7 separate regions of the Homo sapiens genome follow, and regions 2, 3, 4, 5, 6 and 7 are each linked to region 1. A link is a loop called in an ENCODE intact Hi-C map of the cell type or tissue named here. Cell type or tissue: PC-9. All regions are shown on one strand. Each heading gives the region's core, and the rest is flanking DNA. Links, peaks and the distances in the headings are about the cores only. Region 1 overlaps MAML2 (mastermind like transcriptional coactivator 2). Region 2 overlaps MAML2 (mastermind like transcriptional coactivator 2). Region 3 holds the start of MTMR2 (myotubularin related protein 2). Region 4 overlaps MAML2 (mastermind like transcriptional coactivator 2). Region 5 overlaps MAML2 (mastermind like transcriptional coactivator 2). Region 6 overlaps JRKL (JRK like). Region 7 overlaps MAML2 (mastermind like transcriptional coactivator 2).

Region 1 (4,436 bases), core at 314-4,313:
CTTTCCTGAAGGCTCCCTGAATTAATTTTTGCAAATTATTTGGAAAATTCAAAGAAAAATTGTCTTTTGAGAGATACACTGAGTATTATATTTTGTATGTCAGAGGAGTATTGAATTTCTTGTTGATATCAGTTGCATTGGCTTTTTTGGTTTTGCTTGTATTATTCATTGTTTCTACAGTTCAGTATGGATGTATAATCTCACATCTAACATCTGACATTTTAAGATACAGCATGTTCCTTTTGTTTCAGGTGGACAAAATAGATCCTTTTTTTAAGTATTTTGTGCACATCTTATGACTGTGTCTTTCCAAATAATACACATTTCATGTTGGATGGCATGGGTGTGTGGGTGATTGGATGCATGGATGGACAGACAGACGGATAGATGGATGAATGGGTGGATGGTTGAATAGTGTGTGATTGCTCTGAGAGTCCAGGTGCTGGGTTCAAGTCACAGCTTTGTTAACTCACTCCCTGGCCTATAGCAAATGAATGATACAAACCTCTGTTTCTTCAATGTAATCATAGTTCTGTAGAGTCGTAGGGGTGAAATGAAATAATGCATGTAAAGAACTTTGTGTTATAATTGGCACATAGTGCTCAGAAATGTTAGCTATTATTAATATAATAAAACAATAATCGATATATATGGCTATAACCATATAAACCATTTTTAATTTAAGGATGAATAATTACAACGTGTAGATATCATGAATGCATTGATTGTAATACACTTCAGAATACCAGTAATTTTCTAATCATTAGAGTTTAAGCTCTTCTATCCATATATTAGAAGTGTAACAACCACAAGCTTCCTTATCTACTTATAGAATTGCAAGCATAGCTTACATATGAAAACGTTCTTACACGTCATAATAGGGCAGCCAGTTGTATTAAGCACCTTGTCTTATTAAGATACCATTGTTGTGTGCAGTCAAATGTTTGTAGTTTCTTGGTAAGTGCCCTTAAGGCAGATGTCTTACCCTCCAGGGAGACACTGAGGCTCTCAAAAGGGGTAATAATATTTCAAAACATCTGGAACACGGTTTGAGCCATTAGGCCGCACAGCCCCAAGTTTTTATTAATTTGTACTCCAGACTTCACTAGAGGAAAAAGCAGCACGATTTTTAGGCGAAGGAATAAGCCACTTGAGGTCCGCCTCTGAATCAGTTTCACAAAGAAAAGTCCATCAGTGCAGAGGAAGGCCAGCGGACCTGAGTACCTATGTCGTGGTTAAAGAAGGATGACTGGGCCGGGCGCGGTGGCTCACGCCAGTAATCCCAGCACTTTGGGAGGCCAAGATGGGCGGATCACGACAAACCATCCTGACTAACACGGTGAAACCCTTTCTCTACTAAAAATACAAAAAATTAGCCAGGCGTGGTGGCGTGCGCCTGTAGTCCCAGCTACTCGGAAGGCTGAGGCAGGAGAATGGCATGAACCTGGGAGGCGGAGCTTGCAGTGAGACAACATCGCGCCACTGCACTCCAGCCTGGGCGACAAAGCGAGACTCCGTCTCAAAAAAAAAAAAAAAAGAAAAAGAAGGATGACTGTTCAGAAGGCACTTTCAGCTTTTCTCATAGTTTTAACATGTGGGTCTTCCTTCTTGGAGGTATGGGAAAAACAGTCTAAGCCTGATGAGAAAAGGCTGTGGATTTCTCAGGTGATGGCTCTCGCGAGGTCTGAGCCGCGCGGCTGGGGTCTGGCTCCGCGCGTGCCTGGACACGCACAGATTGTTTTGAACTTGAGCAACGCCTCCTGCTAGCTTTCCACCCGATTTCTGTCTGTTCAGAGCTGGCCTCCTCTAGCAGGAAGTGCCTGCCGTTTAAGGAGTGCAGGCAATTCCCGACAGCCAACCCCGCCTCCCCCGCCTCCTTGCTCTGCTTCCTTCTCATTGGTCTGGAGGCCGGCCGGGCCTTATCCTCGCATTTTTAAAATGTCTTCTTTTGTCAGCTTGAGGTTTTCCAGAATTTAAAAGCGGAAAGGAAGAGAGAAGGACAAGGAAGCTATAAAAGACACATTAAATAAACTCTACTGGGAACAAGTGTGTGTGTGTGTAAGAGAGAATGTAACTTTTGCAAGGGAAGTTGGTAGATTGCTTATTATTTTAACAAAGAGGGGGTGTGTGTGTATGTGTATGTGTGTGTGTGTGTGTCCCTGAACTGGAGAAGCAGATGTTTAAAGGAGGCAGCAGGAAGCAGTTCTGACAAATGAAAGGATTTTTGATTGAATTCATGAGCTAAAGTTTCCTGCCAGTAATGCATTCAACCCTAGGCTACATAAAAGAAAAACCTATATAATTGAGGTTTAATTGCTTAACTTTTAAACATGCAACCAGAACAGGCAAGTGTAGCTTCCACAGGTAAACCTAAGTGATGCTGTAAGCTGATTTGGGGTTATTATTTATTGGCACTTCATAAAATTATGATCCTTTCCCCTTTATCATGCTCCTGCTTTTTCAGTGCTTGAGTGCCAGAGTCTATCCCTTATTGTCTGTGTAAGTTAAAATCCTTGGTGCACACTTTTTTTTTCTCTTTAAGCTGTTTCGTGAGCAGGTGCAGATGGCTTTCATGAACTGAGCCAAATGAAATGCTCTGTTTCAGCCTGCAGAAACTAAAGTTTTTAAAAACGGAACAACTGTTTTGTGCTGTACCTATAATTCAACTGGAAAATGTTTTCCCCCTTTTATGATGAAAACTGCCATCTCTGTTTCTCTTACTGAATCTGGTTTATTTACAGCCTTAAGGAAATCTTGTCACTAAAATCCACCCTCACCACTCCTCCAGTATTTTTCAGTCTGATGATTTCACAACCAGAGCCATTGCAAAATAAGAGTACATGGGCATTTTTTTAAAATCCCTAGTGATTTTTATGAAGTTTTTTCCTGTCTTGTTTCTCATTGTATAATTAAGTAAACAGTTTCAGGAATACTCAAAACATTGAGAGTGCTCTACCTTTTCATAAATATAATATGAAATAAATCACTTTATTCATCAAGGGTTTTAATTTTAAACCAAGCAACAGAAAGAGGGGCATCCACTTGGTTTGGTGCTTGCATTGTTGAATCCTCTTGAGAAACAAAGTAAAAAAGTGAATTAACTTCCTTGGATCATAGAAAGCTCTAGTGGCCATGGTTGTGATGAACCTTAGCTTTCTGCTCCAATCACACTTGCATGGGCTCTCATGCAAAGATATATAACAAGTAACCATAACCCAAAGCTGTAATTTTGCTAATTTGCTGAACCCTGAACTGAATAAAACCCAAATATTAATGTTGTAACTGAAGCAAAATATGTTCAAAAATAGACCAAACAAACTAATTCAAACCAGAACGATACTTAGATATTTTCTAAAATGATTGAACAGAGCAAAACTAGAATTTCGAAAACTTCCACAAGTCTAACCTAAAACAAACCAAGGGCCCATTGGTTTGCATCGTTTTATGAGAGCCCAGCAGGAAGTGGAGGACTTAAATTCTCCTCCTCTGTTGACTTCCGCAATCAACACTGTCCCAGGGACACTCACTCTGGCAACAAATGTTCACAGGCAATACCTGTTATGTTGACAGAGAAGCCAATAGGGCAAGGTTTCTTACCCGTGGCACTATTTTCTTTCTGGACTAAGTCCTTTTTGTATGGGGCTGTCCTGTGCATTATAAGATATTTACCAGCATCTCTGGCCTCTACCCACTAGGTGCCAGTAGACCCCTCCCTCCAGTTACAAAAGTTAAAAATATCTCCAGACATTGCCAAATGTCTCCTGGGGGGCCAAATCACCCCCTGTCAAGGACCACTGCAATAGGGGAATAGTCGTCAGCCTCCCACATTGTTTCAAAAGGATTTTTTAGTAGATGTTGGAAAGAGAAGCTGTGCACTGATCTTCCCAGAAGGACCACCTAGTAGGAAATAAAAGCCAGTCTCAAAGTCCTCATTTCAGAGTTGGTTTCTCTGCTAAAGCACTAAATCTTTGATGCTGAGAAGACAATGTATGGTACTACTGTGTGGCAGAACTAGTGAAAATACTGTAAGTTGTTGAAGACATTTGTAAATATATACTATAATAAAAACTCTACCTCACAACAGCCGATGGTGTTGGTGATCAAAAAATAATTGCAGAATCTTCTGATGACACTTCAATTGCTGTTTATCTTCATATTCTGGAAAAATAGCAGAAGAAATAGTTCAACCTATTAGTCTAGTAGTGTTTCTAGTTCACAGCATAGGGAGATGCTGTTTGATCCAGACTGCCTACATACCCTACAGGGAATTATTATATATTTGAGTGCTATTTCAGGAGAATTAGACATCTTAATTATAACTTTTTTAAGTTTGTGTGTATATAGTATATGCTTCTGAAATGAAATTTATAGTTATTCCGTACTTCAATGAGACTTTTCATTTTTATATACTGTAATAGTACCTTTCTGCTGGCAGT
Region 2 (4,436 bases), core at 171-4,170, 190 kb after region 1:
ATTAGGACTCGACACTCTGAGGTTGTTTGTTTTTGGATGGAGAAATGGATAGATGCCTGGATGTATGAATGAATAGATGGATAGATAAATGGACAGACATTGAAGAGATGGAGGGATGGATAAATGACGTTATTTTGGCTTAAGTTGCATTTAGGAGAAGTTAAAAGGATGTGAGAGAGGCATGCAGGGGATATCAACTCCAAATCAGGAACGAAATGGCTTCTAGAGAGCTCACTTCAAAGAGAATAAATTTGAGAGTCAGAGAAACAGAAAGGATGCACAGCAGTAGTGAGATCCTGGCATCCATGGCACTCATGGATGTATAACTGATTCTAGTGTGTAAGTCATAAACAAAAAAGAAAACCCCAAGTTCTTGTCCTACTTCTGCTACTGTAGATCTGGGTGATTTGGGGGCAAACCTTTTATACTTCTCGGGCTGCATTTCTTTAATCAGCAAACTCAGAAGGTGAAACTAGATCATTGAAAGTCTACACTACTGATGTAGATCAATACACCAAACAACAAATTTCATTTCAAGGACATTGGTATTCTTAGAATACAATTAACATCCTCTTGCCTTTGTCTAAAGCACTTACTTTGCAGTCAAAATGGCTTGTCCACATTATTATTTTTTGAATGAAAAGATTTGTGCCTCCCACACGTAGGGCTTGGTGTATTGTGAATGGTAGCCTACACATACGCAAATGAGAACTGGGAAGATAATTAAATCTGAGGTGGAAATAGAGTAGACTTGTGAATGAACAAAGAAAGTGTATTTCTCTGGAAGCCAAGATGTCAAAGGTACATTTTATTGATACTGTATACTCTCAGCTTCCATGTAAATCAGTATTCTCATGCTTCAAATGTTCTAACCTTGCATTTCTGAAGAATCTATTGTGTATATTAACAGCGGCTGTGGCAGGAGATGTCAGGCATTTTTAAATTCCAGATTTAAAGAGATTCATGAATGTGCATGATGCTACACATAAAGAATTGAATGGTCAAATGCACTTTATTTTGAGCTAAAAGTTAGAACAAAAGAGATTCATGTCAAAGACTTTGGATTCCCAACCTGGGCTTTTTTTTTTTTTTTTTTCCTCAGAAAATAGCCATAAAACTAAAAGAGAGAACATGTGACCCAAAGGATTCTAAAATGCTTCAGAATTTTAGAATCCTTTCCAATGGCTCAGTTTGGGCAAACTAGCTCCAGACCCCACCACTATCCAAGCTCCACCATCCTTTCTTATGACTCACACTCACAAATGAGTGCTAAGAGCCTGCCCTGTGGGGGCAGGGATGCCCTGTTAGAACAAACATGAGCTGAAGGTGAACCCAAAAGTAATTTGGTTCCATCCTTTATATTACATAGATGAAAACCGCCTTCCAGGGAGGTGAAGTGATTCACAAAGTAACACAGCAAGTCACACAAGTCTTTTGATTTCTAACCCATTGCTTTTGTCATGGCCACATTGATCCCTGACAAATAATATAAAACAAGGAAACCAGACCCTTTTAAAAAAAAGGTTATAATGCTATTACTTTTTTTCAAATGAGCCATTTTTTACCTTTTCACTTTGTTGCTTTTGTCTTGTCAGCTTCTTGTAGAAAGATGACTTAGTACATGAAAATTCAACTTGGCATTTTCTTTAGACAAAGTGATCTTTTAAATGTAGCCAACATTTCTTTTGGAGTATGACTCCATTTCACATAACACAGCCTAAGATTGATGTTTACTAAGTTGGTTGTTCAAATCATGTTCGGCGCTTGGTTACATGGGCTGTTTCTTTGTCTCTGTCTCTCCCTCTCTCTCCTTTTTCTTTGTGCTTGACACAAAAGGATGGGGGCCCCAGGATCATCTGGAAATGGATCAGTGTATTCATGTGTGAGCTTTACAAAGCACTGGAGCAAAGGTGTCATTAAACGTTAGAAGTCATTCAATCACACCCATCTTTTCATACAAAGTATAGAGAGAAAAGGCTCTGTATGGTAACTATGCATAAAGCTTTGTGTATTCATTTACCCTCACTTCTTGGAGTAGCTGGCTCTTTTTTTTCCCCCCTGCCTCTTTCCTCTCTTAGAGGAGGTTTGAGATTAGCTTTGCTTGTCTAAATCTGCCATTAATACTAAGCTCTTGTGTAGTGCTGAAAGCAATTAAAGTAATAGATTTTTAAAGAGAGCTTGTGGGTTTAATTCTGATTATGTTTCCTTTCAAATTATTGAGGTTTTCTTAGGCGTCCATGGTAGTGCCATGGGCATGGCAAGAGAGAAGTATGACTCTTACCAAGAAAAAGGGAATGAATGGTCTACCCTTAATTATATTTCCAGCAACCTTTTCTAGGTACTAAATGTAGAAGTCAATTAAGGGAGGTTTCAATGTATCAGTATCCTGTTTGTCCTGAAATGTAAATGGAAGTTAGGAGAGTTTTGAAGCAGATGCCATCTGCTGGATAGCTAAGATACTGTAACCAAAATAATGTGAACAGAAAACATATGGAACAGTAGATCTAAATGAATGGACTGATTGCTAATTTAAGTAAATACTACTTCCCAGGCCCCAGGTAGAGTGAAATCTCCCTACTATACTGTCTACAATAGAAATATTTAAAATTTATTTTTTTCTAATCTGAATAAAGAAATCCCTTCCTGTTCATGTGTAATGCAGATCCTCAAACTCTTTATTTAGTTTGCCATCATAAGAACAAACAGAATCAGTGCACATCTTCTGAGAAATGATAACTGCAAAAATGCCTTTGGAAGCCCCCAAAATTAAAACCAGAAGTAATATAACAAAATGGGGAAGGGTTAATATGGTTATATGGGAACAAAGGGTAAGTATATCAAATTAAAACCATATGTAAGACAAATACAGGCTAAATAGTTAATTCTTTTTTTCTCTCTCTCTGAGGGACCCTTTTAAATAGAATTGGTCCTACTTAACACCGTCACACTCCCACACTGCTCCCTCATTGGAAGAACCCATGGATAAAGGAACCCCTCCTTAAACTGTCCAACCTCCCTTAGAAATTGTTTATTACAGTCATGTTCTGTATAACTGCTGTTGTTACAGGATCGCAGTCTGGCCTCCTTCTCTAACTATCAGAACAGGTTGTTTCACATTTTTGAAACCCATTTTCCTCATTTGTTAAATATCACTCAGTGAATTTTACTGTCCTAGTGAGCTATTTAAAAAGTTAAGGCACAAATTAATAGTATATCCATAAACAGCATTCCCCTAAAATATCCCCGTCTAGAGTTACTACTTAGAATCAGGACACTGACAAGTTAGTCTGTGAAAAGAATGGCATTTCTCCACATGTAGAAAAATGTCCTAAGAAATAAGAACCTTTAAAATTCCAATCTGCACCTGGCTAAGAACTCCTCTGGGGATTTTGCAGAGAGGAATGGGCAAGGGACCCATGCATAGTAATACATGTAAGTAAGATTGTTCATTTTTTTTTCTCCCAATGGAATATAAAACAGTAAAACAAACTCCATATATTTCTTACATGAAGAGCTCTCAAAATGGCGGCACCCAAGTTGTCAGCTCCATTTCCATTTCTGAGTCACAGATACACATATATGGCTGAAAGGAGGGAAGGAGCAGACAAAATACCAAACAGATGAAGAGAGAAAGGAAAGATGTTCCCAAACATGTTAACTGTTTGCCCACATGACTTATTGGTATGTTAATGTCTCACATCAGCCACCGCTAAGGAGAATGTCGCCCCTTCCTTCCCTCTTAGTTTATAAATGGAGTCACATTATGTAATCACCCTAATGAGGTAATAGAAACATAAGTACACAGGAAAATTTGATAGTGTTTTCTCCTAATTCATCCTCTGTTATGTTGGTCACCCCCCCATCCCATTAACCCTCCTTCTCTCTTCCAGACTGGCCCCCTCCAAATTGGCTGAGTTTCCCGTCCCAAAGGACATATTGTTGGCTATTGTTTATAATAAGTCTCTCCCCTCTTGGCAGGATAGAGAACAGCTGCTGGTCTATTCTCTGCCACAAAGACCAACTTCCTTCTTTTGCCCTGGATGATTGGAAGAAAGTCGGGGAGAAGAGCAATTTATAGTTGTGTTACAGTACCTCTATTTTCTTTTGTGTTTATTTATATTGCTTCCATTTCTGTCAGGGATTTCTGAGATAATCAAGATCATTCTGCTACAGAGTTTTCATTTGAGTAGGCTCTAGTGGCAGTTGGCATTTTTCTTCATTGAGTCAGACATTTTAGGACTCCAGGCTAGAGGAAGTAGTGAACATTTCTCTATGAGAGTTTGAGAATCAATATTCCTTTTTCTAAAAAAATGAACTCATGAATGTATTCTGTGTTACATGAACAATTAATGACTTTGAATTTCTCAAGGGAAGACACCTTGTCTTTGCCAACTTTCTGTTCCCCAAACTTAGTACAGTACCTGCTTCATAATGTT
Region 3 (4,436 bases), core at 255-4,254, 320 kb after region 1:
AGATACAGGGGTCCAGTTTTATTCTTCTGAATATGGATATCCAATATTTCTAGCACCATTTATTGAAGAGATTGTCCTTTCCCCAGTGTGTTTTCTTGATGTCTGTCCAAAATCAGTTGGCTGTAAATGCATGTGTTTATTTCTGGATTCTCTCTTATGTTCCTTTGGTATGTGTGTTTGTTTTTATACCATACGCTGCTGTTGGTATAGCCTTATGTTTATTTATATTTTGAAGTCAGATAGTCTGATGCCTCCAGCTTTGTTCTTTTTGCTCAGGATTGCTTTGGCTATTCAGGCTCTTTTTTAGTTTCATGTGAATTTTAGAATTTTTCTTCTTTTTTTGTGAAAAATGACACTGATATTTTGATAGACATTGAATTTGTAGATTGCTTTGGGTAGTATGGTTATTTTAACAATGTTAATTGTTCTGTTCCATGAGCATGAAATGTCTTTCCATTTATTTGCATCTTCTTCAATTTCCTTTATCAGAGTTTTATAGTTTTTCTTGTAGAGGTCTTTCATTTCCTTGGTTAAACTTATTCCTGGTTTTTGTTTGTTTGTTTTTGTTTTGCAGTTTTTGTAAATGGGATTGCCTTCTTGATTTCTTTTTTGGCCATTATAGATGCATAGAAATGCAAACTAATTTTGGATGTGGATTTTGTATTCTGCAACTTTATTAATTTATGAGATCTCAATGGTTTTTTGGTGTAGTACCCATACATGAACTGTTGTCAGTCTATGATGAGATCAACGCAATATTGAGAATAAGTGTTTAGGAACTTTCACGAAACTTTCAAGGAGTAATATCTGTTAAATCTAATAAACAATTTGGCCTTGTATTTTGCAAACCTTTTTCTTTAATTTTCCTAGTGCAGTTATCCCTTAGTATCTGCAGGTTATTGGTTTCAGGACCCCCAAGGATAGTAAAAGCTAAAGATGCTCAAGTCTCTTAAATAAAATGGCATTAGTGTCTACATATAACCTATGCATACCCTCCTGTATACTTTAAATCAACTCTAGATTACTTATAATATCTAATACAATGTAAATGTTATGTAAATAGTTGTTATACTGTATTGTCTTCTATTTGTATTATTTTGTTTTTTACAATTTTTACAAATTTTTCAATCTGTGGTTGGTTGAATCTGAGGATATGGAACCAACTGTGATTAATTTTTCTTATATTTTAAAAAAGTTTTGGTTGGTGATGGTTTGAAAATTAAAAACAAAACACTGTTCCTTCTTGCAGATAGTTTGAGAAAAAACAGCCCAGATTATAAATTGAAAAATTAATAACTTTTGGTGAGGTCCCAAGTTAACCATGTTTTTTCATTTTCTTAGAGTTCATTAATTAATTAGAGTTCACTAATTAATTTCCAGCTGATATTCTTTGCTTGTGTTTTCACTCTGAGAAGTTACCATTTTACCAGTCAGGTTAGAAGTCAAGCAGTAAGTTCAGTGGAAAAACAAGTAATAATAAATCTACTTAGTGAGACCGTACTGTGCAACCGACTCTGCACAGAGAAAAACAACCTATTACGTAGATATTTTTATTCCCATTTTATTCCCATTTTAGAGATGTGAAACAACTTAACCACAGCACAGAGCAAGTGTAGAGACAGAACCGGGATTCCGATGAAGATCTGTCTGGTTCCAAAGTCTCTACACTTTTACTACACTGTTCTTTATTAATCACTAGATAGAACCATACACATATTGTTACATCAGGCAGAAGGTTTCGAGGGTTCTATTAACAAAGTGCTACGAATGAACTGGGTGGAAGAAAGTACATAGGTCTCCCATTCAAGGGTTCATCAGCCTTCACTAAGGAAATTTAAGTCAAAGTAGCTGACAGTGAGTCAGCATTTTGGAAGGCAGGTAGAGATGGTGAAGAAATAAGGAAATTCTTCTATGAGTCATGATAGATATTTAAGCTTGTTAAAAAATGTTTTTGACTACCTACTCCCTTTGCCTACAGAGTCCAGTTAAGGTATCTTAAAAATTATGGAAATAAAAACAATCGGTCGCTGTCTGTCCTCGCCAAACTCAAAAAAGGCTAAGCCTTTTGTGCTTAAACACATACTCATCAGTAACTATTCTACCTTACACTGAACATAACTAAGCTAGGTTGTTCTTCTTGGGAATGTACTTGCAAGTTAATACTGCACTGCAACTATAAGGTTTTTTAAAAGACATCAGTTGTACATTATAAATTAAATCTAGTTTAAATCAATATAATTCAATTTATCCTAGCAAGGAAGTTTTTTAAGGATGGTCTGATTTTTTTTTTACAGGAATAATCTTTGCATAATTTTACACCCCATACATGAGATGATTAGGATTCAATCTCAATCAGAAAAATCCCTTTATGGTGTCCTTATGGCTTTCCTGTATCCTAACAGAAAAATCCTAGCAGAAGCATTTCCCCTTTACCCAGTTCCTGTTCTCTTATCACAGTTCTATTCCTCCACACTCCCTTCCTGCTAGGCACGGGAATTTGAAAGGGCAGGGAAAAATCGGTGAAAGTTTGTCTTCTACTTGGGTAATCCAACACCACCGCATCCAGTAGTATATAATTCTTTTTGCATGTATATCAGATCCTCCCCAATCCCTCTCCCATACCTCTTTCTCACTTTTCTCTCATTATCCGGTCCTCTTGTTTTCCTTGACCCCCACATTCCTGTCTAAATCATCCTCCTGGCCTCAGGTCCTTATCGCCTTCCTGAGACCCTCATGTTTAGTGTTCCCTCATTCCTCTTACACCTAGGATTTCTCCTCCTTCCATAAGGGTCTGGTCCTTCATCCCTCCCGCTTCACCAGACCCCCTCACCCTGGGAGCCGCCACCTCCCTTTCCCCAAGACCAGATGTCGCGCGGCCGGACACAGCCAGCACGGAGAGTCGATGCCGGCGTCTGAGCTGCGCAGTGGGGTCTTCCCGCTGCCCAGCAGCCTACAGGCGCGGTGCACTCTGGGGGAACATGGCCGCTTCCGGTCTCCCTCCCGGGCCGGCGCTGGCCTGACTGCGGCCCCGGTCCGTAGCACTCCGCCCTCCGCTTCTCCCGCCCTGTAGCCGCGAAGACTGCTTCAGCCTTTCCCTGTGCTGCCCCTGCCGCGCGATGGAGAAGAGCTCGAGCTGCGAGAGTCTTGGCTCCCAGCCGGCGGCGGCTCGGCCGCCCAGCGTGGACTCCTTGTCCAGGTAACCAGGACGCCCAGGGCCCCGCCCAGCGTCCGAAGGGGATGGAGAGGGGCCGGGGACCTGCTGGATTGTTGCCCCAATTCGCGGATTCTGGTTTCTGAAGGCTACGCCGGAATTCCTTCCCCGGGACTTGGGAACCACTTCTGCCTCCCTCCCTGGGGCGTGGAGGCTGAGGAAAAGGAGGTTAAAACTCGCTGCTTCTTTATCGATTCCTCTACCTTTCATATTCCGATCTCGTTTTCTCCCCGATGGAGGTGGTCCCAGTTAATTACTTTCTCCTGTCTTTCATTCCCTCTCAAACCTTTTTTAAGACAGTTCCCCCCGCCCCCATTCTTTTCCCCACATTTCCTGTCTTTCTCTGTCACTTTTTCCAAAACCATCCTAAAGTCAGTCTTTCCTCCTCCACCCCTTCTTATGTCTTTGGTTTTTGGGTTCTTGCCCAGCCCTTTTCTCTCTTTTCATGGCTTCACCTTCTTAATTTCTTTCATGCTTTTCTCTACACTCTGATTTTCTTCTCGCCTCCCTTTTTGCTTAAATATGTAAATAAAAATGTCTCCTGTGCTTCTCTTTTCTAAATCTTCCAGCTGAAAGTCAGTATCAAGGAATCTGAGTGGTTTTTATCCCCAGTGATAGGTTTAAGAAAACAAAATGAGTGGTAGTTTTCTTCCTTCTTGGGCTACTGGTTCTCCACGTTGTCATTTCTCTTGTAACAGATGGGAATTTTATCCTGGAATTTTGAGGAGGACTTTATGCAGCTTTGCAGAGAGCTTTTATGAATATTAACTAGACGCGTTTTGGATGCAGTCTTTTTCTTTGATTTTAAAATAATGATTTAAAAATTTTTTAAAAAATAATATAAGACCTGTATTTGCTTTTTATGCAGCCACGATGAAATCTGGTTCTTTTCCACTGAATAATAGTCTAATTGTTATTAGAGAGTGATTCGATAACTGCTGTGTGAAAACACACAATTTTCATTTTCTCCTTCAATCAGTTGAAGTGGCTCTATTATAATTCATTTTGGATTCTGCTAAATATGGGTAGTTATTGCCTTTTTTCCTGTTGATGTTCAGCACCTCACTGGGGAACCACTGTCTGATCCCGTCATTCTACATTGCCATATGCACTCATAGCTCCCTGCACAGTCGTTTTTCAGAGTCTTTAATAAGCACACTATAATTGTTGGCTTAAAGTGCCTTTTCTACCAGGTTATAAGCTATTATACTTGAGGGCAATCTTA
Region 4 (4,436 bases), core at 332-4,331, 140 kb after region 1:
GAGCTTGGTATTGAGTACCTTCAGAAGGGCAGTATGTTGACTTCTTTTCTCTATATAGAACCTGAATTTGCATTGCTCCTGCTTCTATATAAAGCTTTATCTTGGGCTTCATAAAGAGTAGCTATTTTGGGCTAGACACAATGGCTCACAGCTGTAATCCCAGCACTTTGGGAGATCAAGGCAGGAGGACACCTTGAGTCCAGGAGTTCCAGACTACCCTGGGCAACATAGTGAGACTCCATCTCTACAAAAAAATTTAAAATCAGCCAAGTGTGTTGTCACTTTCCTGTAGTCCCAGCTACTCCAGTGGCTGAGGGGAAAGGATCACTTAAGCCTGGGAGGTTGAGGCTGCAGTGAGCCAAGATTGTGCCACTACACTCCAGCCTGGATGACAGAACCAGATCCTGTTTCAGAAAAAAAAAAAAAGAAAAAAAAAAAAGCTATTTTGACTAAACTAGTAACATTTCTCAGGGTCCAAACCTTATGGAACAAAGTTATGGAACAAATTTTCTAGAAAGATCTAATATGCCTCCTCTGACCCTTACACTAAAGACAACAACAAAAAGGCCAGGTGTGGTGGCTCACGCCTGTAATCCCAGCACTTTGGGAGGCCGATGCAGGCAGATCACTTGAGGTCGGGAGTTCAAGACCAGCCTGACCAACATGGTGAAACCCTGTCTCTACTAAAAATACAAAAATTAGCCAGATGTGGTGGTGCACACCTTTAATCCCAGCTACTCGGGAGGCTGAGGCAGGAGAATCACATGAACCTGGGAGGCGGAGGTTGCAGTGAGCCAAGATCGTGCCACTGCACTCCAGCCTGGGCGAGAGAGTGAGACTCCATCTCAAGAAAAAAAAAAAGAAAGAAAAACAACAACAACAATAACAACAAAAAACCCTAAAACATAAAACAACAAACAAACAAAAACACCTCACATGTTTTCTTGAAGGAGTGAAAGTACGAGTTACTGAAATTCATAAGGAAGCATGCCCTGGCTCCATGTCTGCTCCAGTGCTTTCACCCAGGAAGGGCATGGAGTCCAGATGGGGCTTCAACTTGCATCCCAGCTTTGCAGTCCCATCAGGAGGGGCAACAACACTTTGTGTCCATCACAAAGCTTCATACACCCCTTCACTTCTGGTTCACATGAGTGACAATACATTTTCTTCACAGTTCCGGTTCTCAGGGCTTCACATTCTCGTGACTTCAGAGTTTAAAGGAAAATAATCAATGGGCAAGTATGGTGGCTCATGCTTGTAATCTCTATAACCTTTGGGAGGCTGAAGCAGGAGGATTGCTAGAGCCCAGGAGTTCAAGACCAGCCTGGGCAACATGGCAGTACTGCATCTCTACTAAAAAATGTATAAAAATGTCTTTAAAAAAGTAAAAACAAAAGGTAAATAATCACTGAAGCAAAATTCTGGTGGAACCATTAATTTGCTTGTGAATTTGGTATGAAAATATTCCCCACAACCCACAACCTCCTTTTTAGCATTGTTTTACTGCTCCCACTCAATAGTTAGAAGGATCCCGTTTCCCAGGCACTGAGGTCAACGAATAATTATTAAAACACCTAGAATATGCCCAGCATTGTGGTAGGTACTGAAAGAAACTTGGAGAAGTATAAGGCAATGAATGCCCACCCTCAAAGAGCTTAAAATCTGGTTGGGCAAACCTAATTACTGTGTGGCCATAAAATAATATCTAGTAATACAAGGAAGCTCAGATCTTGGTAGGGCCAAATAAGAAGTGAAGATTCTTTCTGTGTTTAGTAAAAAGCCTGACAAACCTATTTTGTGCTAGGACTGGAAAGGCAGAAAGGAATTACTCTCACCTCCAAGTACTTGAGGAGCTAGAATTTACTATTCCTGGATCCTAAACATTTTTACTTCAAGAATCAAATCAAGAGTCATATATTAGCTTTCGGATTGGTCTCTTTCTAATGTTATCTATCCCCAGTCCTATCTCTAATCAGCCATGAGTAAAATAGCCCGAGGAAAGTTTGCAGATGATGGAACCAAGATATTCCCTTGAGTATGTAGGCAGTGGCAGATTTGGTTCTTGTGTTTATGCCTGGTTGAGAAAGACAGAAGTCTACCTGGGGTGAAAAAAAGTGACCTATGGACTGAATTGTTACCTTTGTGTGGCACATTCCCTGTTTCTAGGGCAGCACCGGAGACAAAGAATGCATTTATTTTGTGGAAAGGGATGGGGGCAGGGGAAGAAACAGAAACCAGAGGATTGTGCAATAATGGCATTTTCAAATCCCTCCAGAAAGTTTATGTTTCAAGTCTTTTGGAAAAGTGAAGCATAGCTACTTAAAAAGAAGCAGTTTACTGAGGACCCCAGCCCCAGTTCTGCTGTGCAGGATTTTCCTTGTTCCTAGGCGTTCTCATACCTTCAACCCCAGCTGTTGGGGCAGGCAGGCTACTGTGTCTGGAACCCTGCCCCGGACAGGCCTATGCCTTTCCCCAGCAGAGACCGCAGGCCTCAAATAGCATCTAGGTGTCCAAATGGAAGAATGAGAACAAGGACGGGAGTGAAAAGAAACAGTTTGCTGGATCTCAGCAAAAGAAAGTACAGTGATTTCTGTGTCATCTGCAAACCAGACTGGACTTCCCTTGTTGAAAATCATTCCCAAAACAAGCCCCTTCCTCGGATGGCCAGTGAAAGGGTGATATTAAATGCACAGTCTCATGAATTAAACGTAATTGTGGGGCACAGATTTATCATGCAAAATAAAAAATGCTTCTCACCCACCTAGGTAGTGGGAAAAGTGCAAAGATTGAGTGTAGTGCTGATTGGAAGCCTTTACATCCTGCTGCTGGCTTAATCATCTGCATATTTTCCCTCATGCCAGGGATGATTTGATAGGATATGGTTCAGAACTCTCTCTGGTGCTTAGTAAATCTTTTTGACTGACCGAATGACCTTTGTCTCTTTCCTCTCCTATATTGGAGCCTCAGGAGTGATGGCCTGAACTTTCACCATCAACCTCCCACCAGTGATGTCATCATTCTCTCCTTGCCATCCAACCCCCTGTGTCCCGAATGCCTTTACCTCTGCCCTGTGCTCACAAGGCATCTTCATTCTATTGGACTTTTGTCTTGGCTGTCTGGGCTATCTGTGTCCAGCACACTGTCAGCATTTGGCAAGGTAGAGGCCGAAAGGGAAGACAGCAGTATGGCTAGTGGTTCAGAATTAGGACTTTGGAACGAGACATGTCTGGGCTGGCATCCTGCCTCCATATCTTTACTGTGTAATCTTAATGTCAGGAACCTCAATTTTTTCACTTATGAAATGGGTATATAAGAGCACAAGCCTCAGAGAGCCATGAGATTAAACAAGGACTTACACCACAGAGTGCCTGCCTAGAATAAGCCTTCAGTATACAATAGTTAAGAGGTGAGAGGCTTTCATAGAACATAGGTACCCTTGCCTTTGAAGCCCCTTATTCCTTAAAAAATATTAAAAATTATATTTTATGACCGTGTTGGCAAAAAGATAAATTAATATATTTTGAAACAGTTCTTTAACCTAAAATCTTATTTTTTTCCTTCTGTTCTATAACTGTTGTGAGCCCTGGGCACTGTGTGTCCCATGCCTAATTGGTAGGTCAGCCCTTGGGTGAAAGATTTGTTTTGGAGATCCTTCCCTTTACCTTTCCAGTATCATTAACTGTTTTCTGGAAGATTCAGGCCCTGCAGCCCCTCAGGATATTACTACCCTAATACTTCTCCTTTCTCCCTTCTCTTTTCTTCCAGCCACCCAAAAGGTCCACAGTGTGGAGCTCCCAACTCCCATAGTCCTGCCCCCATCCTTCTCTATTTAAACCCTTGCCTTTATTCTCTACCATTCCCCTGGTTAGGTCTTGTTCCCTTAGAGCTTTATTCTTGTTCTGGTAAGTTGGCTTTGAATTTTCTCATAAGCTATTTGTCCTTGAGGTATTATTGACTGTTTTCCTCCTCTGTTGCTTCTGGAGTATTTGCATCTTGAGAGACTCTATACCATAATTCAAACCATGTATCTAATGAAAGAATTTTAGTCCAGCAAAGGAGATATTTCAAAGCAAAAAGTGATCCTTGAGAATCATTTAGATTGTATGGTGCTGGTGCCAGTAGCTTGGTGCCTACTGCATGTAGGCATTCACAGTGGGCCTCGGTGATATAACTAGATTAAAAACTTCTAGAAGGCAGGGCACAGCCTATCCCCAAAATTCTCTTGGTAAAGTATCATGCCCAGTGAAGTTTTGATGGGTGTCTTTTATCCTAATGGAATCACACATGACTTCTTCTGTCCCCCATCTTAAGGAATCCCTCCAGCTGTGCTTGGTGGTGACCTTACACCACCACACATAGTGCCTGGAACACAAACTTCCCTCCTTTAGTGCTTGTTATTTTCTGGCTTTGGGCAGGATAATGATCTCAGAGATAAT
Region 5 (4,436 bases), core at 292-4,291, 64 kb before region 1:
CTAAAACACAATGGCATTCCAAATCCCAGTATGATGCTAGACACAATGGATTACTCATTTCAGTGGGAGTACATTCTCTCCAAAAACCCAAAAACATTCACCCAGAACTTTCAAGACAAAAGACATTGCCAGCTAACACCAGCAAGGGCACTTAGTTTTCTTCCTTTCTCTATCTTTTACTTCTCTGTTTTGCTGAACTTAACTAATGAGTTATTTTCATTTTATTGTATTGTATTTTATGCCATGAATTATTTGTTTATGCTGCAGCATTTTTACATTTGGACAAGAGTACACAGAGCAGAAAGTATATAGCACATGTATGGTTCACTGTGTATAGATAAATGAAGCATTCATTCATTCAATAAATATTTGCTCAGTATCCATTGTGTGTAAGACATGAGGTTAGCTACATGGTCCCCAGCTTCAAGGTCTTTACATTCTAATAGGAAGACATATAAGAAACAAGCAAACAAACTAAAAAATATACATTATTATAGCTAGTCATTTTTTATAAAGCACAAGTTTCTTTAAATTTAAGCTGAAACATAAAGAAGTAGGAAGTAGCCATGGATGTAATTTTTGGGAAGTGTATTCTGAGATGTTAGAGCAACTCTGATGCAAAGTACCATTTGTTTATTTAGCTTAATATTTTATGTCTAAAGTAGGTTTCTTACTGATAAAAATTGCAACATAATTAGATTTTGGGTATGGGAAATGATTGGATAATAAAGAATAAAACATAATCAGGTATGCAGTAAGTGAAAAGTTGATGTCAGAATTTCCAGTAATACTGTAATTATGTAAATTGTCACTAAAATGGATTTTGAGGGTTAGTACTTAAATACACAGAGTCTTGAATGACACAGCAGTCACCCATATGTATGTTAGAGATGCTTCAGTTATATTTCAGAATTCTACTATTGTTTAGTAAATCACTGGATTTTTTTTTCCTCCTTGTGGTTTAGGATAGCATTGAAATATCTTGGTATAATTACTTCCATACTTTGTCATTAGTATTTTATATTCTTTATTACATGGACTAATGCCCCACCACCACTGCCCCCCAAATTTTAGCTATGCTGAAATGAAACTCCCTCTGAAATTTTGATTTCTGAGGTCGGGTGATCCCAAATGTAAACTATAACACTGTGTAAGGCCTGAGTCTAGAATTGTAAAGAAGCCAGAATCTTCCATGAGCATGCGCAGGGCTTTACCATAATTCCAGAGTAGAACAATCAGCATTCAAAACCACATGAAGCCAGGACTCTCTTCCACCCTCCTCTTCCTTTCCCCTATAAAATGATATCCACCCATGAGTCATAGGCCATTCATTCCCTTGGGTTCACTATTAGTTCTGTTCCTGAACTCTCATGGGCCATCAAATGAAAATAAAATTAATACACACGAAGAGATTATCATTTTAGGGGATTTGTGGGAGCCCAGACACTTTTTATGAGAAGAGACTGGCACCCCTAAGGATGTTATTTGAATCTGAAAAGAAGCGGTCATAAAGGAAGTGGTGCTGCTTTAATCTGCTGTACGGAGCTGCCACCCTGCTCTTACTGCTAGGCAGCCTTCCCATATGAGCAGAATGATCATTCCCTTGGAGAAAGCAGCTGAGGTTTGAAAGCCGTTCCAATTTTGCAGTTTCAGGAATGTGTCGGAGTTGCAGCTTTAAGATGGCATTTCCCCCTCCCCAGCTGCTGTCGAGAGTGCCTGGGCTAGATGTGAATGGGAGTTTTGTATGAAGATTGTGAGTGAGCCAGAGCCACTGGGTAATCAGGGCAGCAAGGCACATTAAGGAATATACTTTAAGGGATATATTTAAGGAATATACTTTTCATACAGCCTCTCACTCTTCCTTTACAGTAAAAGCATAAGTAAAACTTCCCTATGCTCCTGTACTTATCCTGCTTTTGGTCTGACTTTAAGCTCAGCACTGAAGGCAACTTGATCTCCGTTGCTATCTCCTTTCATAGATGATAATGAGCACAGTTCTAAGAGGCTGGCTGCAATGATATCCTTTGCTGTTAGAAAAGGAAAGCGGGAGCAGGGATTGGAGTGATTGTTTGCTGTGTTGGTGACTGTGATGTTGCCATGGGAAAGCTCAAGACTTCAGGAGAGTTTGTATTTTGTTGGGCGAGGTGCCAAACTGTTGTGACTTATTACAGCCGTGTGAGTGAGCTGTACAGAACAGTATCCTGTGTAGCAATTCAAAGGGCAGGATCACTTTAATCAGGGAAAGATAGAGTGCTGAGTATTCACATTACGCTTTATTTCAACTTGGAAATGATAAACAAACCTAACATTTTGGTAGTCTCTGGGTTTGCTCTTTTAACTTTGGAGAAAAAAAAGAATCAATTCCTCGTGCTCACTCCAACTGAAAAGCAAAACAAAAATGTTTCTGCTTTACATATAAAGACCCCTTGTAACGAATGGTGTGCTCTCAAGTAACCACTCCACCCGCAAATGCTAGTTCATCTTGACTCAGCCTCAAGGAAAGAAAAAATTCACAGGCCAAGTTGATTTGGTGTGAAAAAAATAGTGTAAGTTTGGGAAGGTTTCTTTTCAATTTAGACTGAGGACATTCCTCTGCCTCACTTACCTGGGAAAGTCAGCCTTTTTACCCCTAGTATTGGCAAAATACATGGCCCAGTCTAGATGTTCAGTCGTTGTCTAACTATGCTGAAGGCAAGGAGTTTTCTTTGAGGTTTTATGAAAAATTAATACATAGATCCACATAAAGGAAAATTCTGGAGCTTGGAGAACTGTTTTGACCTTTCAAGTCACAAAGGGAGCTAGGTTCAGTCCCCTTTTTGCAGTAGTCAACACAGCCCTAATTCTTTAGGGAGATGCCAAGCCTCCATATCATTTTGTGCTGTGTAGACATTGCCTAGAAGTTCCCTTGGAGCCAAGTCTTTTGAAGCTTTTTGATCCATTCCAGGGAACTCTTGGAAGAGGAGAGAAGAGCTTCACAATTTCCATTTTTAGCCTAAAACAGATGTCAACATGTTAACTCTTCTTCATTTGATATTGTGGGCCTGGGCTCGTGCAGTGATCAAAGGCACAACTGAAGTGCACAACTGAAGTGCTCCATATTTTCAGAATATATGTTTATTGAGAGACTTGTAGAAAACTATATATGTATATGTTATGTATATAATTATATATACATAATTTGATACTCAAGGCAGCTATGACGTCTTGCAGCATAACAAGAAGAAAGGTATGTTTCTTATTGTGAGATATTAAAGTTTCATATGATACATTTTAAATGTTCATTTTCTAGGAGCATTTCACTTTGTCTTTTAAAAACACTTTTCAGAATGTTTATACTTGTGTTTGTTGCTTTGTAGTTTTATTTGGTTGCCAGGTTAGCTATTTATTTTCACCCAGTTTAACCTCTGAGGGACATATTTTGCATAGAGACAGATGTTTTTATCTGCCTTAATTTCCAGTTACCGTACTTCTAAGTTCTAGTAACATTCAGAATAGTTCATCATAGAAGTTGTGGAAACTTTTTCTAACATAGAAAAAATTCCCTTTGTGTATTAGATGACTTGAATAGTAACTTACAGATATCTAGACATTTGGGAATCAGAGAATTGATGAGACTTTCTTTTTGCCAAAGTTTTTTCATATAGTACAGTTTCACATGTATTTTAATATAGAATACATCCTGTCTCATTATTATTATTCAAATAGACTTTATTTTTTAGAGCAGTGTATGTTCACAAGAAAATTGAGTGGAAAATACAAAGAGTTCCCAGATACTCCCAGTTCCCTATCCATGCATAGTCACCCCCATTATCACCATCCTCCACCAGAGTGGTATGTTTGTTGCAATTAGTGGACCTACATTGACACACCACTATCACCCAAGGTCTGTAGTTGACATTAGGATTCACTCTTGGTGTTGTATTCTGTGGGCTCTGATAAATATATAATAATGTACATCTTTCATTATATTATCATAGAGTATTTTACTGCTCTAAAAATCCTCTGTGCTCTGCCTGTTTATCCTTCCCTCTCCCTTAACTGCAGGCAACTACTGATCTTTTTACTGTTTCCATATTATTTTAAAATGTAATAGCTTTAATTTTAAAATATTACACTAAAATGTGAAAGTTACTGAAAAATGGATTAAAGTGTATATATTTTTTGGCCTCAGAACTCAGTTTTTGCATTGAGAAGTTGTTATAAATGGTGCATCTCTAATTCCTTTTCCTTAAGTGAGAATTTATTGACCTAATAATAATATTTCAGAATGTTATTCTCAGTCAAGAGAATTGTATCTTTATAGGACTTCGGAATTTTTCAATAGTGGTTGAGTCAGGAGCTTCTCAAATAGAAGAAACATAAACAGCATAACATAGCATAAACACATTTAGTTGTTTTTATTTTTTTCTTTAAGGTCCCTTTATCCTGAATCACAG
Region 6 (4,436 bases), core at 288-4,287, 150 kb before region 1:
GTGAGCTCAGAAAATTAGTCAGTTATAAGCAAAATAAAGCATACCTTTATTCTGACATTCAGTTAAATACCTTGGCTTAGAGAAAGTCCAGAAATCTGGGGGCTTTTGTAGGTTTCAAAAACTATTTCTCCAGACTACAAACAGTAGGAAGGAAATAAGACTGAAAAAGCAAAGCCTCAGTAAGACTTCTCAGTTAAACAAATGGATTCATCCCTGCAGCTAAGATTAAATTAAGGTTTACTTTCCCAACCAAATGTATCCTTTAGATGATCTCTTGGACATTGAGCTAGTGTCTACGAAAATATCTTAAGAATTACAAAACATCATGAAAATATTATTTTTGAAGGCCAACTCAGTTGTTGCCATCTCTACTTCTCATATCAAAATTATTATACCTCCTTATGCCACTCATCAGAATTAGTCTTTCATTTGCACTCTTCCAGTAACACTTAACTCATTCTCCCTTTCTTACATGTCTGTTTCCTCCTTTCCATTGTAAATCTCTTGAATGCAGATAGTCTTAGCCATATATCCCATACATGATCTAGAACATGTCTTATACATGATATACAATTAGTGTTTAAGTATATGTCTGTTGAATATATACTACTCTGCAAAGCATTGATCCCATAGTCTTTGATCTGTAGATGCTTATATTCCAGTATTAAGAGACACAACCACAAGAATCACTTTACAATATGGCAATTCTTATAGAATCTGAGGCACTACAGACACTCATTTTCACATTAGGTGTCACTGTGGAAGAAACTGCTATTGGTCATTCTTCCATCCCAACTTCTTCTTTTTTTTTTTTGAGATGGAGTCTCACACTGTCGCCCAGGCTGGAGTGCAGTGGCGCGATCTCAGCTCACTGCAAGCTCCGTCTCCTGGGTTCACACCATTCTCCTGCCTCAGCCTCAGGAGTAGCTGGGACCACAGGTGTCCACCACCATGCCCGACCATTTTTTTTTCTTTTTCTTTTTTTTTTTTTTTTTTTTGTATTTTTAGTAGAGACGGGGTTTCACCGTGTTAGCCAGGATGGTCCGGATCTCCTTACCTCGTGATCCACCCGCCTCCGCCCCTCAAAGACAGGTGTGAGCCACCGTGCCCTGCAGCTTCCATCCCAACTTCTAATTGCATAGGACTGCCTGAGACTAATTATTAAACAAAGTTGTCATAGACTTCAATAGGAAAAACAGATAAGGGTACATATCTAAGAAGTGTAGTCCGTTAGTCTTAAAGAATTTGCGTGATGATCTTTTAAGGCTGAATCATAACAAACTAAATTTTAATACTTAAGTAGCAATAAGGATACCAAAGGAAAAAAAAAAAAAAAAGAAACCACTACAACTGCCCACTGGAGGAAATGGAGAGAAGAAAGGGCATGTGTATGCATTAGGAAAGGCTAAGAAGAGATACAGATAATAATGTTGCTACTTCAGACCAAGGCAGCTGAGCTGTATTTTGACACTTATGAGTGGCATAAGGAGGTATAATAATTTTGATATGAGTAGAGATGTCAACAACTGAGTTAAATAATTATTTGAACTTCTTAACCCATCTGGGTGGCTCTGACATTATGATGCTAATGGAGAGTTCACTATGGATGGGAAGCAAAGCATTAATTTTAATTTCCCTTCTAGACTAAGTCCAATTTCTCAATTGAATATATAAATCATAGAGCCAGACAGGGTGACTGGATCACATGCAGATAAGGGAAAAGGATGAAGTCACTCAGGAGCAGCAAAAATCAAGACCAATGCATAGCTTAGAATGTAAAGGGTATACAGAATAGAAATCAGAGGAGAAATGAATAAGCAACTAAATCTTGATGGTTTTTTTACATAGCTCACATCTTGTTATGTTGGTTCTTTTATATGAGCTTACAATTGAGGCAGATGGTTTTGGGGTTTTTTTTTTTTTCAAACATGTATAGTTTTTCCACCTTGATTTCAAGATGTTCAAGGAAAGCAACCTCTTCCCTTTCTTTCATATTTTCCTAAACCCACCACAGCTGGCAGTCTTCGACATACAGTAAAACTCAATAAATTTTTAATTTACTGGATTTCATCATGACAAAGAATTCAACTTTCTACAACCCCCTCGCCACAAAAAAGCCCAAATCTCTCAGAAAAAAAAGCAACATTATAATTTCCTACATGATCTTGTATTAGGTATATCTGCTCTCACAAAATTCTTGACTACTGGAAGTGTAAGAAACATTGCACTGTTATTGGCTTTCTGAGAGTATTGTGTCAAGGCATATCAATGAGAAAAAAATTCATGAAACTGGTGAGAGAACATAAGCCAATGGCAAATTTTTAAATAGATAAATAGAATGCCAAACACAGCCTCTGGTAAGGCACTGATAGAATAGGAATTAGGAGCTAAGGATATACAACTTTGGGGGCAGATACAGAACCCAAATAGCTTTTGGCTTCAACTGCTACAACTACTGATCAGCCTTTATAATTAAGGATAGAAGGATCCAAAACAGGGCTAGAGTACCAGTGTTGGCAGATTTCAGAGAATAGCTGTAAACCAAAGAAGAGCAGTCTCTTACAGGCTAGAGAAAGAGTCACAAGATTCACACTTATGGCCACAGAACAGTGAACCTTTTACTGGGGATTCAAGTTTAAAATCACACAGCTTAACAGTAATGTTAGTTTTACCACTAGGTGGCAATGACACAGCTGCATTGGGCTGACATGATTAATTTTAAAAACTGTGCAAATCCAGACAGAAATTCCAAGATCTGTAGTACATATTTTCATTTTAGAAAAATTATTTTATGTACAGCTTACTTTATAGCAGAACGTGTCATTATCTGATTCAATATGTATGTTAACTTCTGATGGTTTTTCACACTCTACACTGAGGAAATTCATGCAATAAACACTATTTTTAAACACTTTCATCACACATCTTCTGAAAAATATAGACATACACCTATCATGAAAATAAGAGAAATTATGGAAAACTAAAAATACTTTTGAAGTTTTAGTATTCTACAGAAAGCACTATAAAATGTTACGTATTTCAACAAAAAAAGTTAAACCTTTAAAAAATGACTAATAGAGAACAATTGTAATTTATTTTTTAAAAATTTTTGGCCAAAACATGAAATAGCATGGAAACACTTTACTTTTAAATTACAAGTTACATTAATATTCATATGTGCAAAGTAGTTTCAATGTCTTGAATAAACATACTTAGTTTACAAAAAAAATTTATCAAAATTCTGATTTAGATTACATTTTAGCAGATTAATCCCTTTTTATATGTATTAAAATAATAAACAATAATATTCCTTAGTGTCTGGCACTTTCAGTAATTATTTCTGCTTTCTTCATAAAACAGGATACAAACATATGACTTATTTAAAATCATAAAACTTTATTATTGTAATTTCCTTTTCTCATCAAAGGGCCAGATATGACAATATTTTTCAAATTATAGACAACATTTGTGAGTATGCAGTAAAAACACTAAAAAAAAAAAAAAAAAAACTTATTAAATCTCAAATTCCCAAGATGTTCCCCCATATAAGGTGGGAGCTCATATCATCACATGTAACATTACAAAACCTGTACTATAAAATTAGATGAATAAATAATAAACCTATACTATTACCAAATTCATAATAAAAAGATCAACTTACCAAATTAAAATCAGCCTATTTATTCCCTTTGTATAAATAACCTAAAGTTCCCCAGGTTTTTATTTCCCAGTTTCCTACAAATGAATTGATCAGAATGCCTCTTTATAGATCAGCTTTCCCATAGTTTCTCTCTCATTTGGCAATAACTTCCCATATTTACTTCATTTCCAGAATAATCTCCCCCTCTTGCAACCCACACAAATGTAAGAGAATGAAGGCATAATTTCTATAATTCATAATTATTTCCCCATTATTGAATTTCATTTTTGAATTATTATAAATCATCCTGAAATCTAATAATATAAATCTTTCTCATCCTATCAGTCTATTAAAATATACAAAACATCATTTAAGATGGTTAACACAAGAAAAGATAACTATGGCAGCCTTCATAAATCAAGCAAAAGATTTCAGAAAAGTGCTTCAGTCTGTTCAGTTATCTCTAACTTTCACTAGAAAATTAAGGGAATGCCACTGTTACAGAAGGTATAATTGCAGATTCTAAAAAGTGAATACATGTGTACATGTAATTTATATCTATTCAGTATCATCTTCTGATTATCTGTACAAATAAAAGGACAAAAGACACAGATGATGAAAACACATAATCCTCAAACCACTTCAGATACATTTTGTGCCTGTATTTCACAGGACCAAGTCTGAGAATTCAGAACACAAAGAAAATTAAGCCATATTGCAAAGAGTTTGTCACAAACACAATGAGCAGAACAATAAAATTGAAATGACATTATTGACTTGACTTTGTCATCTTCTG
Region 7 (4,436 bases), core at 208-4,207, 72 kb before region 1:
CGAGTAAAACCAGAGGGCTTGGCAAGATAATGAGCGCCAAGACACTGAGTGCTTAACTCTTAAATAAAGTGTCCACCAGAGTGGGGAGGGGGCTTGGCCCCAACAGCAGAGGAGGAGTCCAACTATCTGCTCTTCTATGTGCCATTGGATCATTTGCTCAGTTCCATCTTCAAAGCATAGCTTGAATCCCCTGTCTGGGCACCACTTTGGCCCAGTTCAGGATCCCCTCTCCCCTCGACTGCTGCAATGGCATCTTCTTTCTAGTATTGTCCATACTGAGTACAGCAACAAAAGTTAACACCTTTCAACATACAATTGTTTACATCCTACCCCTGCTTAAAACTCTTAAGTAGCCTCCTGTTGCACTTAGAATAAAATCCAGGCCCCTTACGCAAGCCTGTAGGTCCTGCTCATGCTGCTGCCTGCCTCGCTTTTCAAGCCACCTTTGCTTACTACACAGAAGTTGTGTGTGGATCATTTAATTCTCCAAATGAGCCCAGATCTTTCTCCCCAGAGGGCCTTTTATTATGTTATTTCTCCAACTCATCACCTGGCTGCCTCCCACTTAATTTTTAGATCTCAACATGAATGGTAGCCTTATTGAACATCCCTCCTAAAGAGATTACTCTTCTGTTATTCTGTATCTTAGCCCCTTCTTTGTTTTATTTATAGCATTTGTTACAACCTGCATTTTCTGTGTTTATTTATGTATTGGTTCCCATTCTGGTCTATCACTCCCTTTAGAGTAGAAACTCCATTTTATTGCCTTTTTCATTTGTGTATCTGCAGTACCCACCAGAGTGCTTGGGTATACTGGTTGCTTCTTGAATGGGCAAGCAAGTACCCTGACTTATTCTATTCCAGAAGATAGGGTATAAAGGAACAGCAGGAATAGGTGCTTCTGTTTTCCCTAACAAATCCATCCCTCTAGAATATTAAGTGGAAGGATATTACAAGAGTATGCAACAAGTGACCCACTTACCCAGATTGAAACTCAAGGAACTGAACCAGAGATCCCCTCATTCTGTTTTTCAGAAAAGTCACAGGCTTACATATTGCTGAATGATGGCAAGGCTATGTCCACATGATAGAAAAACTGTATATCCCAGTTGACTGGTGCTTTTGGCTACCTTAATGGCTTCAGTCTACCTGCCGATCTGACCATTGGGAAAAAATTAGTTGTGAAGTTGCATTATGTAAAACTGAAGCTTGTGTAGTCAAGACCAGGGTTTCCCTATAGTTCCTCACAGCCAGCTCCTCTGTGCAGGGACTGGATGCATAGCCTGGCTCAGAGAGGATGGTAGGAGGCTTTGAGCCAAGTATCCTCAGGGACAACTAGATTGCTCTCTTCTCTGTTGGGCCTTCTGGGTACCACGCATGATGAGATTGAGTCATTCTGACCTGTCAGAGTGGGTGAGTGAATGCTATATGAAGATAAACCAAGACCATTAGAACCCTTTGAATCCAGAGGCACAAAAATGTAAAAAGCTCTATGAAAAAAACAGGAGTCTGGAAACTGTTAACAAGATCCTAGGACTAGTTTAAATTTTAAAGTGTGAAAGAGATAGCATTGGAATAAATAAAATGTACTTCTACTTTATACGGTAAGTGGAGATAAGCATATAGGAAAATCAGCCCAAGAGGTAGTAGCTTGAATGAAAATATAAGTATGAAATAAATTAGATACAATATAAATATATTTTACAGGAAACCAAAATGGATTATTTAGGGAATGTTTAGAGTTATCATTTCCAGCCTTTAAGGTTAACAAGAGGACAACTATGTCCTTCCACAAATTATCCATTGGCACCGTTTTGTCCTCATTTTTTCAATACCATTCCCCACCTTCCATCTACATTAGGACCATGAATTGGGATCAGACATTGTCAAGTATCCCCTGGAAGGCAAAATATGTCTGATGGAGAACCTCCTCTTTAATATACTCTTTAGAACTAAGGAAAACAGCCCAGGTTGTTGAAATCAGATTAGGAAACTCATACTATCTATCTCAGAAGCTTTCTAGTGCCTACTGTAACTAAATGGAACCTCTAGGGTTGGCACTTTGTTGTTTGGAGTAGGACAAATGTTTGGCCTTTTAAATTGTGGAGTAAGAATACAATTCCTCACTGGTGGCTGCAACACCAGCTTCCCGTTCAGAATGCTGACTTTGTCTGTCCTCTGGCCTAGAGTCTGGATTGCAGGGGGCTGGGATGGAGCCATGCCTGCCCCTGCCACTCCCATAACTACTTCCCCTCTGGACCCATTTGAAGGAAGGCTGTTTCTGTGCCAAACATTTATATTGGGTACAAAATGAGTCTATATTATCTTCTAGACAGAATAATGGAACAGTAGTTGACTCAGGGCTAGAATTTGGGAGGCATCTTGGAAAAGGGGAAAAAAAGTTAAGCTGCCTATTTTCCCGTTTCCCTGTGTTTTAGGTTATCTTAGCAGAAGGAGTTGAAACAAAGAGAAGGAGGTGGCAATGCCACCGTGTAAAATGCTTATTATACCTCTTAGATACGTGCAGCACTGGTCACCAACCCACAGGAAGGATGTTGTTATTGTCTGGGAGTGGGTGAGGCCTCATGAAAAATATCTGTGGTATGAGGAAATGTTAAACAAGCTGGTCTTGTTCTTACTAGGAAAGAGGGGATATCAAGAGGACTTAAAATGATTCCAAACTACCACTCAGAGTTAAAGGTGTTGTCTTTGAAATAATCCAAAAAGACCATCTGTAGCAGGCCCTAGCAGGCCACAGGTTTATAAACAGCAGCTGGCTGGCCTAGCTCAGGGGGCACAGGCCAAGAGGCCACCTGTGACTCTTGTCCCGTTTTGGTATTGGTTTTCTGTCTTTAAATCACATCACCCAGGGCTCAAGTTAAGCAAAATCTTCTCTGCAGAACTAGCCTTAGGAGACCTTAGAAAGTTCCCTTTCTTGAAAAATGCTACTTCAGTTTGCCTGAAATTTTTTCCTTTCCTTTTTCATATCCCTGCCCTCTCCCAAAGACCCTATGGGGAGAAGAAGACAAACAAATTTAGAAAGCAGAAACACCAGATGAATTACTGTGCTCCTACTCAAGCTACTTCACGGGATGTATCAGGGTACTTAAATCACCTGATTCACCTGGCATCAGAACCACCTGGAGTGCTTGATAAACTGCAGATTCTAGGGTCTTATTTCAAATGTCGAAAAATCCAAATTTCTGCTGTAAAACCCTAATATCTGCATTTTTAATCAAGTATGAGGACCTTCATGAGGATGGGTATATTTGTCTTTTTATTCACAAATGTATCCCAAAACACTAGATCACTTCCTAAAAACACCTTAAAAATATATGGTTCTCTGTAAATATTTATTGATGAGTGAACAAACCAAAGCCTTGTAGGATTGGCTTAGTAGGATTTGTTTTTGTTTCTTTTACTAAATTATAGCAGAAAACAGTGACAGGAAAGAGGAGTCTTTAATGGGAGAAAGGCAGGCTATAAAGAGGAAGGAAAAAGTCAGTTTGAAGAATGGGGCAATTTTGGGGAGGCTGGGCGAGGTGGGGAACAATAATGAAGACTGTGTGACCAAGAACAAGTGGTGGGATTTGGCATGGTGGGAAAGGAGTGTGAAAAAAGGGAAATGCAATGAGGCAGTGGCTAGAGCAAAGGTTCCGAAATTCCAGTGAGCCTCAGAATGGCCCGGAGAGCTGCTTACATTGCACCTTGGCGTCCACCCCAGTTCTGAGATGGGGATGAAGGATTTGCATTTCTAACAGCTGCTCAGGTGGATGCCGATGCCTCGGGATTTGTGAACCTCTTAGAGTTAGACTATTGGTCTCAGAAGTTAGATAGATCAGGTTGTGAGCCCCAGCTCTACCCCTTGCTAATTGTGGGATCTTAGCAATCTATTTAACCTCCGCACCTCAGTTTCCTTCACATGTGCAAGAGGGATAATGACGATTAGATGGTTGTGAGACTGAGTTGATGCACATAAAATACTTAGCATAGTAGCCAGCACATTCAAGTACTCACTATCTTAAAGATTATTATTTTGTCTGGCGCTAACACTGCACTTTTTGGGGAAAGTAGAAAATATAGTTGTCTTCCCAATGAAAGAGAACATATTGCTTCCTATAACTAGCATAACATTTAATAAAGAGATGGACTAGTTCAGATTCCAATACAACTAAGCTATTTATTTCTGTGTCACAGTACAGTTCCTAACTAACTGAAATTAGTTCCTGATAAGAAACTAAAGCTATTTTTCACAACAGGTAAGTCGATGGCCTGCCTGGAGATAGACGGTGTGATGGCTGCACAGCAATGTGAATGTGCTTAATGCCACAGACTTGTACACTTACAAATGATTAAAATGGTAAATTTTATGTAATGAATGTTCCACCACAATAAAAAAAAATAGTGGATAGCCTGAATATTACTTTCTGTGCTCT

Evidence for each region. Peaks named below come from ENCODE experiments on the same cell type or tissue, not always from the same donor. Only the 100,000 strongest peaks of a DNase experiment are listed, where the experiment ranks them.
Region 2: it touches region 1 in a loop (3-fold over the local background); 26 of 110 quality-filtered maps call a loop at or near these places.
Region 3: it touches region 1 in a loop (2.8-fold over the local background); 6 of 110 quality-filtered maps call a loop at or near these places.
Region 4: a loop joins it to region 1, with 6 times the contacts of the local background. A loop is called at or near these places in 5 of 110 quality-filtered maps.
Region 5: a loop joins it to region 1, with 4 times the contacts of the local background. A loop is called at or near these places in 17 of 110 quality-filtered maps.
Region 6: a loop joins it to region 1, with 4 times the contacts of the local background. A loop is called at or near these places in 14 of 110 quality-filtered maps.
Region 7: it touches region 1 in a loop (4-fold over the local background); 19 of 110 quality-filtered maps call a loop at or near these places.

The regions. Positions count from the first base shown.
Region 1 is chr11:96,240,757-96,245,192 of GRCh38, reverse strand. All of the region lies in intron 1 of MAML2 (mastermind like transcriptional coactivator 2), which reads left to right. Among named protein-coding and RNA genes, the nearest start is that of MIR1260B, 98 kb to the left of the region's middle. RefSeq lists an enhancer at 1,497-1,646. In PC-9, for the core only: no CTCF peak of the experiment used is centred there; DNase peaks (open chromatin) are centred at 1,292, 1,822 and 2,812; H3K4me3 peaks cover 2,511 bases; H3K27ac peaks cover 3,625 bases.
Region 2 is chr11:96,053,049-96,057,484 of GRCh38, reverse strand. The region is part of intron 2 of MAML2 (mastermind like transcriptional coactivator 2); the gene reads left to right. Among named protein-coding and RNA genes, the nearest start is that of MTMR2, 130 kb to the right of the region's middle. In PC-9, for the core only: CTCF peaks have their summits at 2,229 and 2,430 (motif pointing left); DNase peaks (open chromatin) are centred at 1,294 and 2,454; H3K27ac peaks cover 3,497 bases.
Region 3 is chr11:95,922,635-95,927,070 of GRCh38, reverse strand. It overlaps MTMR2 (myotubularin related protein 2), which reads left to right and starts at 2,964. Exons shown (of 15, transcript NM_016156.6): 1 at 2,964-3,196. The coding sequence starts at 3,117. RefSeq lists enhancers at 2,747-2,876, 2,937-2,986. In PC-9, for the core only: no CTCF peak of the experiment used is centred there; DNase peaks (open chromatin) are centred at 1,870, 2,500 and 3,080; H3K4me3 peaks cover 3,133 bases; H3K27ac peaks cover 3,783 bases.
Region 4 is chr11:96,096,739-96,101,174 of GRCh38, reverse strand. The region is part of intron 1 of MAML2 (mastermind like transcriptional coactivator 2); the gene reads left to right. Among named protein-coding and RNA genes, the nearest start is that of MTMR2, 170 kb to the right of the region's middle. In PC-9, for the core only: no CTCF peak of the experiment used is centred there; DNase peaks (open chromatin) are centred at 2,074 and 2,894; H3K4me3 peaks cover 2,474 bases; H3K27ac peaks cover 4,000 bases.
Region 5 is chr11:96,304,797-96,309,232 of GRCh38, reverse strand. All of the region lies in intron 1 of MAML2 (mastermind like transcriptional coactivator 2), which reads left to right. Among named protein-coding and RNA genes, the nearest start is that of MIR1260B, 34 kb to the left of the region's middle. In PC-9, for the core only: no CTCF peak of the experiment used is centred there; DNase peaks (open chromatin) are centred at 1,272, 1,642 and 2,132; H3K4me3 peaks cover 2,729 bases; H3K27ac peaks cover 3,469 bases.
Region 6 is chr11:96,392,198-96,396,633 of GRCh38, reverse strand. JRKL (JRK like) reads right to left here. Exons shown (of 2, transcript NM_001261833.2): 2 at 3,073-4,436. The coding sequence ends at 4,410. Among named protein-coding and RNA genes, the nearest start is that of JRKL, 4.4 kb to the right of the region's middle. In PC-9, for the core only: CTCF peaks have their summits at 2,465 and 2,672 (motif pointing right); no DNase peak of the experiment used is centred there; H3K4me3 peaks cover 236 bases.
Region 7 is chr11:96,312,620-96,317,055 of GRCh38, reverse strand. The region is part of intron 1 of MAML2 (mastermind like transcriptional coactivator 2); the gene reads left to right. Among named protein-coding and RNA genes, the nearest start is that of MIR1260B, 27 kb to the left of the region's middle. In PC-9, for the core only: no CTCF peak of the experiment used is centred there; DNase peaks (open chromatin) are centred at 2,205 and 2,575; H3K4me3 peaks cover 2,273 bases; H3K27ac peaks cover 4,000 bases.